Linked DNA regions of Homo sapiens: all the other regions are linked to region 1. Evidence: chromatin loops called from intact Hi-C (ENCODE). Cell type or tissue: endothelial cell of umbilical vein. All regions are shown on one strand. Links, peaks and the distances in the headings refer to the core of each region. The heading gives the core; the rest is flanking DNA. Region 1 has its middle 120 kb from the start of LINC01738. Region 2 has its middle 22 kb from the start of LINC01738. Region 3 has its middle 31 kb from the start of LINC01738.

Region 1 (5,694 bases), core at 1,250-3,749:
CCACTGCACTCTAGCCTGGGCGACAGAGCGAGACTCTGTCTCAAAAACAAAAACAAAAACAAAAAACAAAAACAAAAAACCTGTGTGTTACAGACTATAGCTACATCCATCCTGCGGACAAAGAAACAGAGGCACAGAGAGGGAAAGCAACTGATCCTGAACCACAGGAAATAGAATAGCCAGGATTCACGTCTTAGCAATCTAGCTCACCCTCTTAATGGGTGGTAACAGTCACCATCTTAATCACTCTGTAGTGCCACCTGTTAGGACACAGGTCAGGTTAACTCCAAGAGGTTCCAGGACTTCAAGACCCCAGGGAGGACTGGGAGGAGGAGATTTGTACATCTTATGGGCACAAAGTGTGCCATGCCCTACTTTGTGCATGCCCTGTCCTGGGAGGGCCCATTGGCCTTGCCGCCATCAGATTCCACCCCTCAGGCTCTTTACACTGCAACAAGTGGATCCCTCTTCTAGCCCAGATATGGTCCTGCTAGCTCAACACCTCTGGACTGATGCAGTTTCCTTTAGGGTCCGTATTACAAGAGTTCCCACTGGATATAGCTAGGGCTAGAAGTGAGAATGCTGCACTGACAGGGCTGGGCTGTGCAGTCACCTGAGGTTGAATGTACAAAGGGGGACACAGTTCCCAAACCCATTCTTTCCTGCCCTGGGTCTTCTTCTCCCACTTGCATGTCTCATGCATGGTTTAAACTTCCCCACCTCCTACATTATGCTTATACTGTACACTCTCCATTACCTCCTCCAGCCTTCAAAGCTCACAATTGCCAACTCTTCTGGGAGCCTTCCTAGATCACACAGCTGGTATTGGCAGTCTCTGCAGGTCCCTTTTGCTCTGTGTCTGTGTCTTTATATAACCCCTCAGCCTGCCTTGGGTTGGATAGTTGCAACTGATTCTGTAGGTGCTTATTGAGTGCTGCCTATGTGCTAGGCGCTGGAAATACAGCTGTGAGCAAGACAGACATAGTCTGTACTTTCACGGAACTTCCAATCCTTCTTTGCTACTGGAATTAGGGGCTCTTCCACCAACTGGACCTTCTTAAATTTATTAATTTCATTCCCAGTGCCTGACACAGAAATAGCACGGAATAGGTGCTTAATGCATGTTTGAAGGATGGAATTTGTAATCTTGGTTCTTTATGATGCTTTAAAATTAATTTAAAAATAAATCAATTAATTTAAAAATTCAATCTGATTTACCATTCTAATTCAATTTGTTCTGGGAGGAGAGGGGTCCCCCAAGGGGCAGGGTGCAGGCTTGGGACCAGTCCTAGGCTGGTGGGGTGGGCGGGGATGGCCATCCTGTGGTGGTTGTGGCAGCAGCTGCAGAAGTGGACACATCTTTGTCTCTAGCCTTGGCCTGGCTGCCTGCCCACCCTCCCGCCTGCCATCCACATGGTGGAAATACTGACGAACAAGGCCCTTCCTGTCTTCCTCTCTTTCCCCCTTTTCTAAAAATAAGCTGGAACCTTCCCCTCATCTGCCCCCAATTTTCTCCTGCTTGACCCCGACGACCTCATACCCTCAGATGAGGCCACATGTGTGCCCACTGCTGGACAGATGGGCTGACCCCGCAGTGCAGATGGTGGGAGTGAGGAGCCCGCCCTGGCCTCTGCCCCAACCCAGCCGGCCCCTCCAGCTATGCCCTTCCTGGGAACAAAGCACTGGGCCAGCCCCTGGACTGCTGGTGGGATGGGAGAGAACTTGTTTGTAACAAAAATCTCCACCCGGGTTTTATGAACTGTCATGATAATAATAATCGCCCACATTTGTATACAAAGCACTTTCACATCCGTTATCTCCTTTAGTCCATGCAGTAACTCTTTGAGATTGGTATTATTGATAATGCCCGGAATGAACACATTAGGAAACCAGAGAGGTTCATTTACTTCGCTAAGGTTGCATAGCTAGGAAAGAACAGCACCAGGATTCAAATCTATATTTCTCAGATTCAAAATTCTGCCCCTTTACACTCTCTCTCCTGTTTGCCAATGTCTGAAATAGGCAGTGGTTTTGCAACTTTGTGCAGAGAGATTTTTTTTTTTTTTTTGAGACAGGGTCTCCCTCTGTCGCCCAGGCTTGAGTGCAGTGGTGCAATCTCTGCTCACTGTAACCTCCACCTCCCAGTCTCATGTGATCCCCCCACTTCAGCCTCTCAAGTAGCTGGGACTACAAGCATAAGCCACCACACCTGGCTACTTTTTTTTTGTTTGTTTAATAGACGGGGTTTTGCCATGTTGCCCAGGCTGGTCTTAAACTCCCGAGCTCAAGCTATCTGCCTGCTTCAGCCTCCGAAAGTGCTGGGATTACAGGCATGAGCCATCATGCCCGGCCCAGATATCTTCATATCATTCTTTTAGTTGCTATTTGTTGAGTTGGTATTAGTCACCTACTTGTGTGTCAAGCACTGTGCTGGGAGCTCCACCCTGACCCCAAGAGGAAGGAATTATTAAACTCACTTGGAGGAGGAGGAAGCTGAGACTCAGAGATGGAATGCGACTTGCCAAGGTCGTTCCGCGGTGAGACTGGGGCTTCAGTGTTTGGACTGAGGGCTGCCTGACTCCAGAGTTTTTTCTCTGCAAAACAACTCACAACAGTTGGCATCATGTGCTACCTTTTCTTGTTAAGTAATTATTAATAATTTGACAGAACATCTTTTGAGTGTCTGCTCTGTGTCAAGCATATGGACACAGGGATGAGCGAGACCCACACAACCTGCCCTAGTGGGCTTTATGAATTAGTGGAAGATGGACATGTAAATGGCAATTATGGTGCAGAGTGATAAACCATTATTAGCCATAATAGTAAGCTTTGCACAGTGCTTATTGCTCACTGAGGGCCCTCAAGGGAAATCTGGCCATTTCCATGTGATGCTGAAAACGGTCTGCTGGCCTCCCTGTGGCTGCAGCTTCATGTCTGAGCCTCCTGGCCTGGCATCCCAGGCCGTGGTGATGTGGTAGAGCCCACCTCTCCATCTTTGTCCCCTCCTGGCACCCTACCTCACTTTGTGCTCCAGCACCACCTAACTGCTAGAGGTACCTCACACACTGGGAGTTTCTCACCTTGGCTGCTTTATCCTGCTTGGCGTCTGCTGGAAATACCTCCTATCTCAGGCCCCACTTTCTCCTGGTTAACTCTTACCCTGCAAAACTCAGCTCAGATGGTACCGCCTGCCCAGGATACATGCGGTGGTTGGAAGGGGGGGATTTTCCTCTAATTGGAGATGTTTGAGCCAAGGATGGATGATCAGGGCAAAGAGACAAGTCATCTAATTTCTATGAGTTTCAGTTTCCTTTTCTGTGAAGTGGGCTCAAGAATAGGACTTAACTACAGGAAGATAAGGGGATTGCTAGAGGGAAGCACAGTAGCCTGTGGGAGCAAAGTGGAGTGTAACCCAGCCTGTGGGGTCAGGAAAGCTTCCTGGAGGACTCAACACCAAGGAGAAGCCTCAGATGGTATTAACGGCTAACACGTAATTGTGCTTCTTATGTGTGGGGTGCTGCTCTAAGCCCTTTGTGTATGTTAAATCATTTAATCTTTGTGACAACTCTGTGAGGCAAGTGCACCTCATTACACATCAGGAAATTGAGGCACAGGGAGATTAGGGGACCTGCTTAAGGCCACGCAGATAAGAAGGGGCAAAGCCTAAATTCTAACCCAGGCTCTTGGCTCCAGCATCCATGCTCTAGCCACTTACCTACTAAGGAAGGGGAAGAGCAGCGGGGGTGGAACCTAGAGCGCAGCACCAGGGCCATGCTTGTCGTTCCCACACCCTCTCCCCTGCCCCTGCCTCCCAGCCTCCATGCTGGAGTGGGGTCCTGGATGAAGAGTCAGTGGGGTTGTTCTCCTGACTGGGCCCTGGGCCCTCGGATTCATTTCTGCCTGGAAGCCAAGGGGCATCACTCAGTTGGTGAGGAGCTATGACAGAAATGACTCTCTTCTTCCTCCCATTTGCAGGGGCTTTTCATGCCTTTCAAAGCACTTTTCCTGTCTGTGATCTAAGCCTATTTTTACTAATAGAGAAAGAGGCCAAGACAAATCAAATGATCCCAGGACCCTTACCACAAAGTCATGATGGGTTTCCTCCCTCCCTCCCTCCTTCTCTCCTTCTTCCCTCCCTCCCTCCATCTCTCCCTCCTTCTCTTCTTTTCCTCTCATTTTCCTTTCCTTTTCTCTTGCCATAACTATTTATGTGGAGGAGGAGGGGAATAAGAGAATGAAATACGTAGGGGTTATAGAGTGGGAAGAGTACTGGACAGGAGTCAGAAGCCTTGATTTTTGGTCCTGGATTTGCCATTAATTTACCATATGACCTTAACAAGTCACTTTTTTCATCTTGATAACTTGGGGTAGGGGGCTGTCACATTCATTCTTTTATTTGACAGAATTGTTGTAAGAATCAGTTCAATAATATTTGTTCTTACATCTGGCCATCTATCCATCCATCTGTCCATCCATCCATCCATCCACCCATCCATCCATCCATCCATCCATTCATCCATCTGCTCATCCATCTACTCACTTATCCAACCATTCATCTGCCCACCCACTCATTTATCCATCCACCCATCTATGTCATCATCTATCTACTTATCATCCACCCACTGCCTCATTTACCATCCCTTTCACCTATCTACCACTCATCCATCCACCCACGCGTCCATCATCCATCCATCCCCTGGGTCCCTGCTCTGTACCATGCACCATAAGAGAAGGGCTGTAACTGCCATCTCCCCAAGGTGATTTCCTAGCTTCTCTTGTGGAATCTGAAGGCCCATTCCTACTTTTTTCTTGGAAGAAATGTCTGTGCCTCCAGTGTCACACTCACCAGATACCTTTTGTCACAATCAGTCCTTAAACAGACTGGGAGGTCCTGAAGGGCAAGGACTGAGGTTGATTCAGCTCACTGTCCCCAGTCTTGTCCAGCCCTCACCCTATATAAGCATCAATGACTGTTCTCTGAGTTCATGTCTGTTGAGCCCCTCCCACCGCCCCCATCCTAATTCATGCTCAGCTTTCGACGATAGTGTGAATTAGAGTGAGGGACCTGGAGTCAGATGGCAAACAGTTGCCTCGATGTCCTTTTCTCTTGGGAACCTTAGTCTTACTGTTTTTAGAGAAACATTCTTACCCTCTTTCTTCAGAGATCCAGAGAGGCTGAGTCCAAGTCAGGCTTACACAGCAAGCCAGTGAGAGACTTGGAATTGAAGCCCGGTCTTCTCATGCTAATGAGCAATCCCCACAGCCTCACTCATTCAGATGCTGCCCATGGAGACCTGCCACATGAGCTGCCAGGAGTGGGAGGCAGCTCTGAATCCCTAATCTTCCTCTCCATCTTGCTGGCCCTGGACCTGCCCCGTCAGCCCAAGCAGCCCTGTGGTACCAAGACCTGCTGGCTGCCCTGGCAAGACGTGGGGCTGGATCGGGATTGGAAGGCTAAGGGTTTGTTATTTTCGGGCTCAGGCCTGCTCCAGAGCTGCCAGGCCTCTGCTGCCTGGTGAGGACAACCCAGACTTTCCTGGTTCTGTCCAGCTGTGGCAGTCCCCAGGACCACGCTGAGTGACAGGGGTCAGGCCTCCCCCGGTGCCTGTGATGTGTCATTGGTAGCTGTGAGCTGGCCCCCCAGCTTCTCTGCTCCCAGAGGCCAGTCTCCTTAGGGAACGTGCACTTGATGGG
Region 2 (5,694 bases), core at 1,153-3,652, 140 kb after region 1:
CCAGATCCCGCTGTCCCAGGTGGCTAGCAGGAGGGGTACACCGCGAGTCACTGAGCTCCCCCTACATTTTGCGTCTGAGGCTCCAGAACATGTGGCCGACACACCCCTACTCCCAAAGGGCTGTCATTTGGAACGTATTTGCAGACACATGGCTTGTTTTTAAGTTAATGCTTTTTAATTCACTGTTTCCCAGTTGTCGTTTTTTATTGCAAAGGCGGATTCTGCCCGTGTGTGTTCCTTTGCGGGGGCGGGGGATGGGGGTAGCTTCGCGGGCAAAGATCCGATGAGAGAGAGGCAGAGAAAATGAGAGGCAGAGACAGAGGCAAAGGCACAGCGAGACACCGGGGAAACGGGGAAGCAGGTCAGAGAGGAAGAGAGAGACAGGCCGGAAGAGACTGTGCCCAGGAGCCTGGACAAGGGATGCCGTGCCCAGCAGCCTGGACAAGGGATGCCGTGCCCAGGAGCCTGGACAAGGGATGCCGTGCCCAGGAGCCTGGACAAGGGATGCCGTGCCCAGGAGCCTGGACAAGGGATGCCGTGCCCAGGAGCCTGGACAAGGGATGCCGTGCCCAGGAGCCTGGACAAGGGATGCCGTGCCCAGGGAGGGGAAGGCCAGGGGCCGCTCTAGCGGCGAGGGGCGGAGGGTGTGCTGAGAAACCCGGCTCCGGGGACCTAGGCTGACGCCCCCATCTCCGCCTAAGGCCCCTGGGGCTGAGCTTGCTTCCCCCTGGCTCTCTGGTTCCTTTCCGAGTGGAGGAGGGTGAACTGGCCCTTGGGAGAGGGCTGGAGGGACGCGGCGGGAACGGGCTGAGTACGCAGCACCCGGGTCGGCAAGGGCTGGGGTTCTGAGATCAGAGAGAAAAGAGGACCTGGGAGTCGGAGGCGATCTCCCTGGCCCCAGCCGACCCTCTGAGCTCTAGCGAGCCTGAATCCGGCTCTGGGGGTGGCGCCCCCCGCCTGCTGCGGCTCCCGGGGCCAGCGCCCTAACCTTTCAGAGCCTGGCCCTGCCACCTGTAGAAGGAAGGCGCGCTGGTGGCCCGTTCAAGCAGGCAGTGGCAGCACCGGGGGCCTTCTAGAAGGGACGAAACGGCTCAGGGGCCGGGGAAACTTGTTTGGCTTGACAACGCCTGGGCTGGGCGGTTACAGCAGCAATCCCGGGATTCTCGGCCCCGGGGGGTCCTGTTTACGCAGGACTCGCGGCAGACTGGAGGGAGTGGGGCGCTAGAGCTTCCTTCCTTAGCAGCTGAGAACCATTTCATCCCCACCACCGCTATCCTGAGACCCCCTCCTCTCCCCATCTGCGTCGGCTTCCCGCGAACCTTCCCCGGCGGCATCTTCAAACACACAGCGGCGGACACACAAAGACGCTCGCGAGCCAGCACTAGTGTAGGCACTCGGGCACACACAGATACACGACGCAAGGTCCCGGGGACTCGGATGGAGCCGCAGTGTCCCCGGCCCGGGCGGAGAGGGCTCGCGCGTAGGGGCAGCTGCTCCCGGGCCGCTCTCACACCGGGCGCGCGGCTCTCAAGCCGGGAGCTGGCGAGCTGAAAGCCCGGGATAATTAGCGCTAATTACATGTGTGCAAACAGCCGCGGCAGAGGGCGCGGGCTAGGCCGCGGGGCCGCCCCTCCCCCGGCCTGACCCTGGCAGTCCCACCGCAGTGGAGGGGCTCTGCTGGCGCAGCTCGAGCCGACCGCTAGGGGAGAGCGCGCAGGAGCACCCACGAGACCCGGGAATCGGGGTGCGCCGTCAGTGCCCAGAGCCACCGAGCCCCGACCACACACGCGGGCGCGCGTTGCGGCCCGGCAATCTCGGGATGGCGGGTTACAGTCGGGCCAGAGGCTGAGCCCAGAACTGGGGGCCGAACACCCGCTGCCCTTCGCTGCCCTTCAGCGGGGACCGGGCGGGGTGGGGCTGAGCATTCTGGCCCCTAGGCTTCTCCGACTGTTTTGGCCTCCGGAGCAACCCGGTGTCTGCGGAAGATTGGAAGCGACTCTCCAGCACCCCGCCGCCGAGGCCCGCTCTCCCAGGCCATGCCGGCTGGCGCCGAGGCCGCGGGACCTGGAAGGGTCGGAGTCTGGTGCTGGTGCCGGAAGGCCAGCCAGTCTCTGTCCGGATGAGCCACATGATCCCAGAAAGAGCAGCCTGAGCCTTAGTCTGCGCGCCCAAAAAATGAGAATGCAGAGACCATTCATACCTCGCTGGAGGGGCTTCAGATGCTGAGTACACGGGGGTGGGGGCGGGGAGAGCAGGAGAAAGGGCTTTACATGAATCCTAACGTGTGAATGTTTGCACTGAGAGCCAGACTTAGCCATCTCTTTTTATGGGCCTAGGTGCCTGCGGCGGGCTGGCTTGGCGTGGCGGCAGATAATTATATTCCTATAATTATAAATGAAGCTCAGAGAGGCCAAACGTCTCACAAGAGGTCACACAGCAGTAAGAGGCAGCTGGTTTTTCTGACTTCAAATTTCAAGTTCAGACTGCACAACTCTCCGCCATCCCTCCCGGACGCCCCTGGAACCCCACGCACCTCCAGGCCCTGAGCGAAGCCTGGAAGCTGCGGGGCGAAGCGGAGCGCGAGAGAGGTTGCGCTCTGCGGGTCGGGCAGCCGGGGCTCGCTGCAGGCCCATGGCGCCCTCTTGCGTTCGTGGCCGGAGGCGCAGGCGGCTGCTGGGCTGACCCGTGTCCCGCGGTCCTGCTGGACTTGGACGCGGCATCTGACTCCTCTCTCTCAATGATTGCGCAGGCGAGGATCGATTAGCTGCGGAGAGGGTGACCTGAGACCACACGAGGATGCATTTTGTATACCGTACGCTTTGTATGCTGTAAAGCACATGGGACACCCAGTCACAGCGTTTGAACACCACGGTAGTTTTCCACTCGCTTCCACCCCGTCCTTGATTTTTTACAGGAGTCCTGTAAGGCCAGCAGGGCAATAATTATTATTCCCACTATACAGATGGGGCAACCGAAGCAGGCCCAAGGCCACTCGCTGGCGAGTAGCGGAGCCAGCACCCAGACTGGATCTGCTTCCCCCCTCACGTGCACCCGGCTCCCAGGCTAGGGTCTGGCTCTCACCGAGGTTTAAGGAAGAGGGCTTTGGAGTCAGACAGACTCGGGTTCAAATTCTAGTCTAGAACAGGCTGTGAGGTCTCAGACAAACTACAGAACATTTTTGGGTCTCAGTTCTGAATCTGTAAAACCGGGAGGACCCCGCCTCTTAGGACTGTTGGGGGAGGGGTGAATTACGAACCAGGGCCAGGCGACTGGAGCACTGAGTCCAGCGCGGGGTACCAGCGCCATGGCTGCTTTAATCAGGGAGGATGGCATTTGGTGTGACTACTCCAGCTGGTGGTGGGTGGGCGGCAAACCGAGGATTACATACCTCCGTGGCTAACCAGAGAACCGAGAGCTCAGGGTTGGGGCTGCTGCTGGGACATGAGCCCAGCACTGTGTTGCCGGCTGCCCACAGTCCTGCAATTCAGCAACTTTTCTCCAGGGCCTTGGACAGGTTCTGGGAGGCCTCCTCCTCCTTACAGGTGGGGACACAGACCCCGAGATGAAAGCTGTAACCTTCCCCATCTGCAAGACCCGGAGTCTAGGGCTGTCTTCAGAGCCAACAAAAACCAGTGTGGGGAAGGTGGGGCTTCCTGAGATCTAGCTGGGGAGACAGGTGCCTGGCTGCAGGTGCAGGGAGTTGGTGCAGTTTGAGCCCAGTGGTTCTCAAACTGCTGGAGCATCAGAATCAACTAGAAGCCTTGCTAAAACACTTGCTAAGCCCCTTCCCCTAGGGTTCCGACACATTAGTTCTGGTGTGGGGCAGGAGAATCAGCAGTTCCCAGGTGATGCATGACACTTTGACAGTCACTGCTCTAACCCTTCAGAGAACTTCCTCTGAGGCTTCTCAGTTCACCAGCTCCACATTCACACTACCTCTGTCTGGGCTGCTCTTATTCTGGTCAGTTTCACAGAACATTTCTGGGCTGGCCCTCAGCATCAACAGAAGCAATGCGGCTGGGCCTCCAAGCCCCCTTCCTCTTGGTCCCTTCACACCTGTGGCTCAGAGGAGAACGACTTCTACAACTGCCAGATAGGACAGTCAGGCCAACTTTCTGGAGGAGAACTGAACTTGAAGATCTGCTGGAGGGGAGTTAGGGCCACAGCCTGGCCAGGGAGTGAAAGGTGAACACTGAGCCAAAGTCAGACCCTCCGATGGTTGCATGCATCTAGTCAGCAGGGACTTAGGGTCCTGGCTCTAATCCTTCTGGTGGAACACTCACAGCCCAGCGCTGGAAACAGGGGTGAAGGGGATGGCAATAAGCACTCAAATGAATGAACCGCTGCCAGCCAGGCAGGCCAGGCCCAGGTGGCAGAAAAGTCCTTCAGATGGTGGTTCAAACAGGAGTACGGCAGGGGGCCACAGTAGCTGCCCTTCCTGCCTTGGTTTCTCCATCTGAGGAATGCACGTCATGTGTTTGCTGTTTCCCTGACCTTCCCAAGCTGCCAGCAGGATAATATATGGAAATTGCTTTGACCTCCTGAGAAAAGAGGGTCTCCAGGAATAGAAAGTTCAGCTGCTAATCCCGTCCCCCCAGACTTCCCACTAATTCCGGCTTCCGATGTCAGCCTGGCAGGTTGAGTTTAGCAAAAGAAAGAACAACTTAGAGGGCTGATGGTTTTTCTAATGGCCCCAGTTCTCCAAACACACCCACACACAATACACATGCACACACAGCCTGGTCACAGACCTCCCCACATGCACAGCCTTCCCTACCCTCGCTCACACACGCACCTCCCGCGGAGCAGTCATAATTGTAGAGAATAATTAGAACTAACATTTGCACAGCGCCCTGCCATTAACAAAGCAGTCCCACCCAGCACTTTCATTTAATCCTCACAACCACCCGAGAGGCAGGGATTATTGCTATTATTAACTGAGGCTCAGCAAGGTTAAGTGACTTGCCTAAGGTCACTCAGCTAGTAGGTGACAGGCATGGATCCAACTTGGGTCTCCTGACTCCAAATGTTATTCTCTTGCTGCTGGCCCACGCTTCTTCATGCATTCACGCGCATTCATTTGTTTGCTCGTTTATTCATTCATTCATTCATTCATTTGTTCACTAACTCAACAAATATTTATTTTGCATTAGTCGTGGACGAGACTCTATGCTAAGTGCTAGCTGCTTTGCTGCACCTTTTCACCTATCCTCATAATGACCTGGTGCTTTTCCTGTCCTCATTTCGTAGTGGAAGAAATGGGGTTGAGTAACAACAACAAGTAAGTGACAGAGTTGAGATTGAGCCCACAGTGTGACTTTTCCAACCCCTCCTGTCTCAGGCAGGGGCTGGAAGAGCAAGTAGCCCTGCCCAGGCCCCATGGATCAGAGCTCCTAGCTCGTCCCTGTCACCCAGACATTTCAACTGAACAGGCCCAGAAAATCAAGGATAGGATTTTCTCCAAAATGCCATTGGCATCTCTGGGGACAGAGTCACATTTTCCTACTGATTACACAACACGGTAGCATTTACAATAGTCGCTCCATCCATCAATATCAGTCAGAGCCAGCAAGAAATGTCCCCCTTCCCCCAACCCTGTGGTGACCCAGACTGAGAGCAGAGGCAGGATGGAGGGAAGAGGGGACATGGCTCTGCCCTTCACAGAGCCCAGGGATGAAGGGGAGATGCGCCCCT
Region 3 (5,694 bases), core at 1,906-4,405, 88 kb after region 1:
ATGGAGTGTAGGGAACTGGACAGGCCATAGAGAGTGGCTACTTACCTGCTCCCACAAAATACCTCACATCCAATAATTCCTCTGGCATTTCTTTTAAAGCATATATTCAGGGGAATATGGCAGGCATGGAAAGCCCGCCCATTAACCTCTTTCTCTGCATCAAAGTCTTATGAGTGATTAACCCCACCAATGAAGCCTATCCATGGGGTTGTGTGAAGGGAAGAACTGGGTCCCAAATGACAAGCAGCCAAGAGTGGGGGTGTACAACCTGAACCCCAAAGACACATCCTGGGTTTGAATCTTGGTTTGGCCATTCATTAGCCAAAGGCTGTGCCTCAGTTTACCATCTGTCAGTGAGAATTATGGTGGCATCCACCCCATGAGGATTTTTGTGAGAATAAAATGAGTTGGTAGATGTGAAGTGCTCAGAGCAGCACCTGTTACAGAGCAGGCACAGACAGAAGTGGTAGCTGTTGCTATTGTTATTGTAATGAATAGAGCTTCATGTATGGAGTGCGGAGAGAACTGGGTTGGAAGGTTTGGGTTTCTAACATATTATCTATGATGATAGTAACTTTGGCTAAAGACGTTTAGCAAAATCCAGCATTATATCAACATCATTTTCATTGCACAAGAAGGCTGCTGCATGCTGGAAGGAGCTATTGAGAGAGAGTGGGAGGACAGTGTTTCAAGGCAGAATCTTAGTGAACGAATGCCTTGAGGCAGCAGGGTGAGGGTGCTTAGGGCTGGGAGAAAACCAGAGACTTAGGAAGCAATCATGAAACACAGACGAAACTAGAGAAAACATCAGTTTGTGCCTATTCCACATATTTATTTCAGTCTTGCTCATTTAAAAAATCTTGCTTTATATATATGTATAACTGAGATTAATCTTATCTTTTAAAATATGCTGTTATTTGAGTCCAAAAAATGGCCCATAACCAGCCTCTGGGGAAAACCAGAGGACTCTTTAAGGACAGCTTTTTCTTCATCAACCCCACATGAAGTCAGCTTCCAGATGCCTGAGTCCCCCTTTCCAGCCGCTCATATCTGTCCCCTTTCTCCATCCAGCCTGCCCTGGCCCTGCTGCCTCAGTATCCCTCACTTGGAGCCCTGCTGGAGCTCCTCCAGCTGGGGCAGGTTGGGCTTCCATCCCTTCAGCCTCTCCTCCCTGTGCCAAATGGCTCTGTTGCTTCAGGGCTGGGCTGGCAGAGATTGGCATCTGAGGCCCCCCAGGATTTGGCCCCAACCTCTGTTTCCAAACCTCTTTCCCACCACTCCTCGAACATATCCTCTCCTCTAGCCAAACTGGACAGCTTGTATGGGAAAAGAAAGGAAAAACCATTAGGCCTCATATGCAAAACCACAGTTAAAAAAAAAAAGTTCGTGTCTCTATAAAGTTTGTGATTTCTTTCTTCACCATGTTTCCTGAATGACTTCCCAGCTCTCTCCCCAGTTTATCTACTGAACCTCCCCTCCCTTGGCTCCCACCAGTTGTCCCAGCTCCACTCTGCCAGCCATTTCCCCTCGCCAGCCCTGCCAGAGAAACTTATGTCCACTCAGAGCCTCTACAACTCTTTATTTTTCCATTTCCTTTGACTTTGATCATTTTCTGCCTTTTATTATTTTTTCTATAGTTTCTCTACCAAGCTCTGAAGTCCCTGAATGAATAAGCTGTCATTCATTCACTCACTTACTCATTCACGCATTCATTCATTCATTCCACTGGACGTCCAAAATGCCAGGTCTTTTCCTACACTGTGATGACACCAAGATGAATAAGACAGGTCCTTGTTTCTAAGGATTTCAATTCTCAATTAAAAAGTTGAATAAAAAAGCCAGTGATTCTTAGCCTTTTGGGGTATTTGTCCCCTTAGAGAATTTGATAAATGTTTTCACCAGTGAAGATATGCACAAAAAATATTGTCTACTACTCGGGATGTTTCCAGATCTTCAGAAGCCATGGGTACCAGGGTTAACAGAGATGAGGAGAGCACCTAATAAGTGTCGGTTCCTGCAGAAGGTGCCTTGTTTGTATTGCCTCTAAATCATCACATCCACCAGTCTCTCCCGCTACCCACTGCAGACTGACACATTGGTGGCTCGGGATGAGCAAACATAGGCATGTATGAGGGGCACAGCTCCCCCTGGCCATGCAGCCAGTGCCCAGGTCACTTGGACCTTCTCTTCCCTGCCCTGTTGAGGGATGGGTGGAATGGAGGCTGCCAAGAAATTGCCCTCCAGATCAGAGGCTGTTTCTTTTTGCTGGGGGACTCTGTGTTCTCAGAGGCAATGGTTTCGTGTTTCTCTAAGAAACGGTTTCCTATTTTAGACTTGTCACTGGAACAGGATGGCCTTTGGCCAGCCAGCCTCACTGTGGGGAGGCAACTATGTTTTGGAGTGGAGCTGTCCCAGGCCTATCACACGAGAGCCTCCGTCTGGGCCTCCCTGACATTTATGCCTGTGCCTCTGCCTATTACAGCCCAGGAGCAATGGGAGAGGGTGAGGAGAGGTGCCCAGACTTACCCTTTCTGGAGCCATGGAAGTAAGGAGGAGTGGGGAAGAGAGGACTCAAGTCTCGAAGGAGCTGCGGCTGAGAGTTCTCACTGTAGCACAGACATGGGTCCTGGGACTTTGAATGCAGCCATCTTGGGTCATGTTTGCATGGAAGAACAATCTAGAAGTCCCTCCTTGGTCGCTCTCCCTTTTTTTTCCCCTCCAGCAGAAGATTTGTGGTATCTGGGAAAAAAAGAAAGGAAAAACTATTAGGTCTTGAATGTAAAACCACGGGACTTTTAAAAAAAGTGTTTATTTTTCTGCAAAGTTTGTTTTTCTTCCGATGGGAGCCAAGACGCTCTCTAATGCTGGTCTTTGCTGGCAGCGGGGAGCAATGGAAAAGATTGCTCTATATGGAAGAAGTCTGCTGATTGGGAAACAGCAGGCCCAAGCGGAGCGGATCTGATTCACACGTCTTCCTGCGAGTGGCTCATGCGGGGCAGGAGGAGGTCGTGTCTGAGGAGACAGGGGACCAAGAAGAATAGGAGGGCAACACATGGCCCCCTTCCCTGGGAAGAGAGCTATCGTGACTGCAGGGCAAAAATGATGCTACCAGTTCCTGAATACCTACTATGTGCCAAGCACTGAACTAGGTGCTTCACATTTATATAATTTGCTCCCCACCAGAAACCCGTGAAGTTGGTATTGTTACTATTTCACAAATGGCAACACTGAGGCTAGAGAATGTAAGTCATGAAGATTCCACAGCAGCCAAGTGGTACAGCTGGGACCTGAACCTAGGTGTAGCCAGATTCCCATACCTGTGCTTTAGAGTTCTGTTATTTAGTGTCTCTCAAGTGACACTTGAGAGACATTAAATATGCAAGTTACTCAACCTTTCTGAGCCTTGGTTTTCTGATATATAAAATGGATACTGCAGAGTTTTTCTGAGGATCCAATGAGAAGATAGGTGTAAAGCAACTTAGAGTAGGGCCTGTAAATCGTTACTGTGTAAGAGTTTGCTCTAATAAAAGTAATTATTAGTGCTACATTCTAACAGACTTGTGCTTGACAACATGGTATTGAGGGACAGATGAAGAAGGACATTGGTCTTTGTCCTCAGGTTGTGCATAGTCTGGTTGCACAGACAAGCCCCACCTATTTGGTCATTAAGTCCTTCATTCACACATGTGTACCCCCTCCCCAGCATGTGCCAGGCCTCAGGTCATTGCAGGGCTCCCAGGTGAGAGTCAGATGTAGTCGTTGCCCTGGGGGAGGACACAGCTTGTTGGGCAGAACAGATGGGTCCACAGAGGAGGACGACACAGCGTGATGCCCTGTGATGAAGGGCATGCTGTGATCTGCCCTCCCCTCTACCCTGGCTTCCACCTCGGCTCTTGCCTGGGCTGTCCCCTCTTCCTAGAGTGCCCCTCTGCCTGGCTAATTCCTCCATCTTTCAGCACTGACTCAGGTGCCATGTCCTCCAAGAAGATTTTCCCAACCCGGGCTTCACCCCCAACCCCCATCTCCAAGCTCCTGGTGCTCCCCTCTCCCAGTCTTGTGGTCATCTACTCCTCCGTCATTCCCATGCCGGGTGGGGACTCCGGTGCCTCACCCTGACCCTAGCACATGCTCAGGGAGTTTTTGCTGAACTTCTGTGACTCTCATTTTTTCCCCTCAAGGTAAGTGTGGCTTTGTCAATCATGCCAAAGGAAGTGCCAGAACGGTGTGACTTCAGGCTCTGGTTGGAGGAAGAAGGGATGTGTTGGGTGGGTGGAAAAGGTTTTTGGCCACAGCAGTTGCAGCAAGCCTGCATGGTGAGCATGCTTGCTGGAGTTGGACAAACATGGGCCAGAGACCAGGCTCTGACACTTTCATTAATGCCCTTATGAGTGACTTATTTAATCTTAGTTTCCACATCTGGAAAAAGGGTGCCAATAATACCTACTTCACAGACTTGTCAGGAGTTTAAATGAGTTAATTAATATAAAGTTATTGTACCCTGTGCCTATCCATGGTCAGAGTACAATAAATATCAGTGCTGTCACTGTCATTACCATGGCGATGATGACAGTGGTCAACCAATGCTAGCTGGACTGAGCCTTGGCAATGACCAACAAGTTATCTCTTTAAGACTGATTTCCTTGAAGAGTGCTAAGAGAGCCATTGAGACATCATCCTCTGTGCTGGAGGAAAGAGAAATGTGTGTCGCTGTGTAACAGTCATATTTTAAATGTCACAGCTCCTGCGTGGGGCTCCTCCTACAAGAAGCTTTCGCTGACCGTGCCTGCTTGGTCTGTTCTCTCCTCTTTGAGCTCTCACAGCACGTAGCCCCAAGCTGCCCATTCAGCACTTGATTATAGACTGTCTGGCTTGCCCTCTAATTGCTTTCTCTGTGTATGGGCTTGTCTGCCAGGCTAAATCACAAGATCTGTAAGAATAATGATTGCCTCTCATTTACGTCTCTCCAAACACCTAGTTCAGTACTTTCTGCACGGTAGAAATTTAATAAGTAACATGTTGATTTGACCTCCTTAGAAACATTTGGTGTAGTACCTGTCATAAAAGAAACATTAAGATCCCACTAGAAATAGGGCAGAAATGGCCATGTAAATGGCCAAGAAATATGAAAAAAATTAATTTGGCCTATTAGAAATCAAAGAAATGTAAATTAAATTGAGATCCCATTTTCCTTATTTGTAGACACTCATTTAAAATGATAAAAGTGCTAGGGAGGTGGGTTGGGGCTCTCTCAAATGTTGTTGGTGGGAGGGTAATCCAATTCTTTCTATGACAATTTGCAGTATTTAGCAAAAGTCTAAAAAAAAGCCTGTACCTATTGACTCAGTAATTCCACTTCTATAAATCTTTCCCAGGAAATACTAAGAGATATAGACAAATATTTATGTACAAGGATGATCATCACACTGCAATTTTTAATAGTGAATTTTGAAAGATGGGCTAAGTAAATTATGGCATAGGATGGAGTATCAAGGAGCCAATAAAACAATGGTTTTATTTGAAAAGATGCTGAACTCTTCCACAGTGAAAGAGATGAAAGTTAAGGCACTTTTTAACTACAAAAATAAAAAATAATAATTTATGAAACACACCGTAGAAAGACAAGCATTTAAACAGACTGTGAGGATATTCATCCTCAATGACAATTTTGCAAAAGACATCACATTTTAAAAATGC

What was found. Hi-C counts contacts between places; a loop is a spot of excess contacts. Peaks named below come from ENCODE experiments on the same cell type or tissue, not always from the same donor. Only the 100,000 strongest peaks of a DNase experiment are listed, where the experiment ranks them.
Region 2: it touches region 1 in a loop (2.4-fold over the local background); 7 of 110 quality-filtered maps call a loop at or near these places.
Region 3: it touches region 1 in a loop (4-fold over the local background); 6 of 110 quality-filtered maps call a loop at or near these places.

The regions. Positions count from the first base shown.
Region 1 is chr1:47,567,577-47,573,270 of GRCh38, forward strand. No RefSeq gene overlaps it. Among named protein-coding and RNA genes, the nearest start is that of LINC01738, 120 kb to the right of the region's middle. RefSeq lists an enhancer at 1-41. In endothelial cell of umbilical vein, for the core only: a CTCF peak has its summit at 2,417; DNase peaks (open chromatin) are centred at 1,405 and 2,465; H3K27ac peaks cover 810 bases.
Region 2 is chr1:47,708,031-47,713,724 of GRCh38, forward strand. No RefSeq gene overlaps it. Among named protein-coding and RNA genes, the nearest start is that of LINC01738, 22 kb to the left of the region's middle. RefSeq lists enhancers at 27-993, 2,780-3,280 and a silencer at 2,641-2,710. In endothelial cell of umbilical vein, for the core only: CTCF peaks have their summits at 1,702 and 2,646 (motif pointing left); a DNase peak (open chromatin) is centred at 2,641; H3K27me3 peaks cover 1,464 bases.
Region 3 is chr1:47,654,577-47,660,270 of GRCh38, forward strand. No RefSeq gene overlaps it. Among named protein-coding and RNA genes, the nearest start is that of LINC01738, 31 kb to the right of the region's middle. In endothelial cell of umbilical vein, for the core only: no CTCF peak of the experiment used is centred there; a DNase peak (open chromatin) is centred at 2,915; H3K27ac peaks cover 1,227 bases.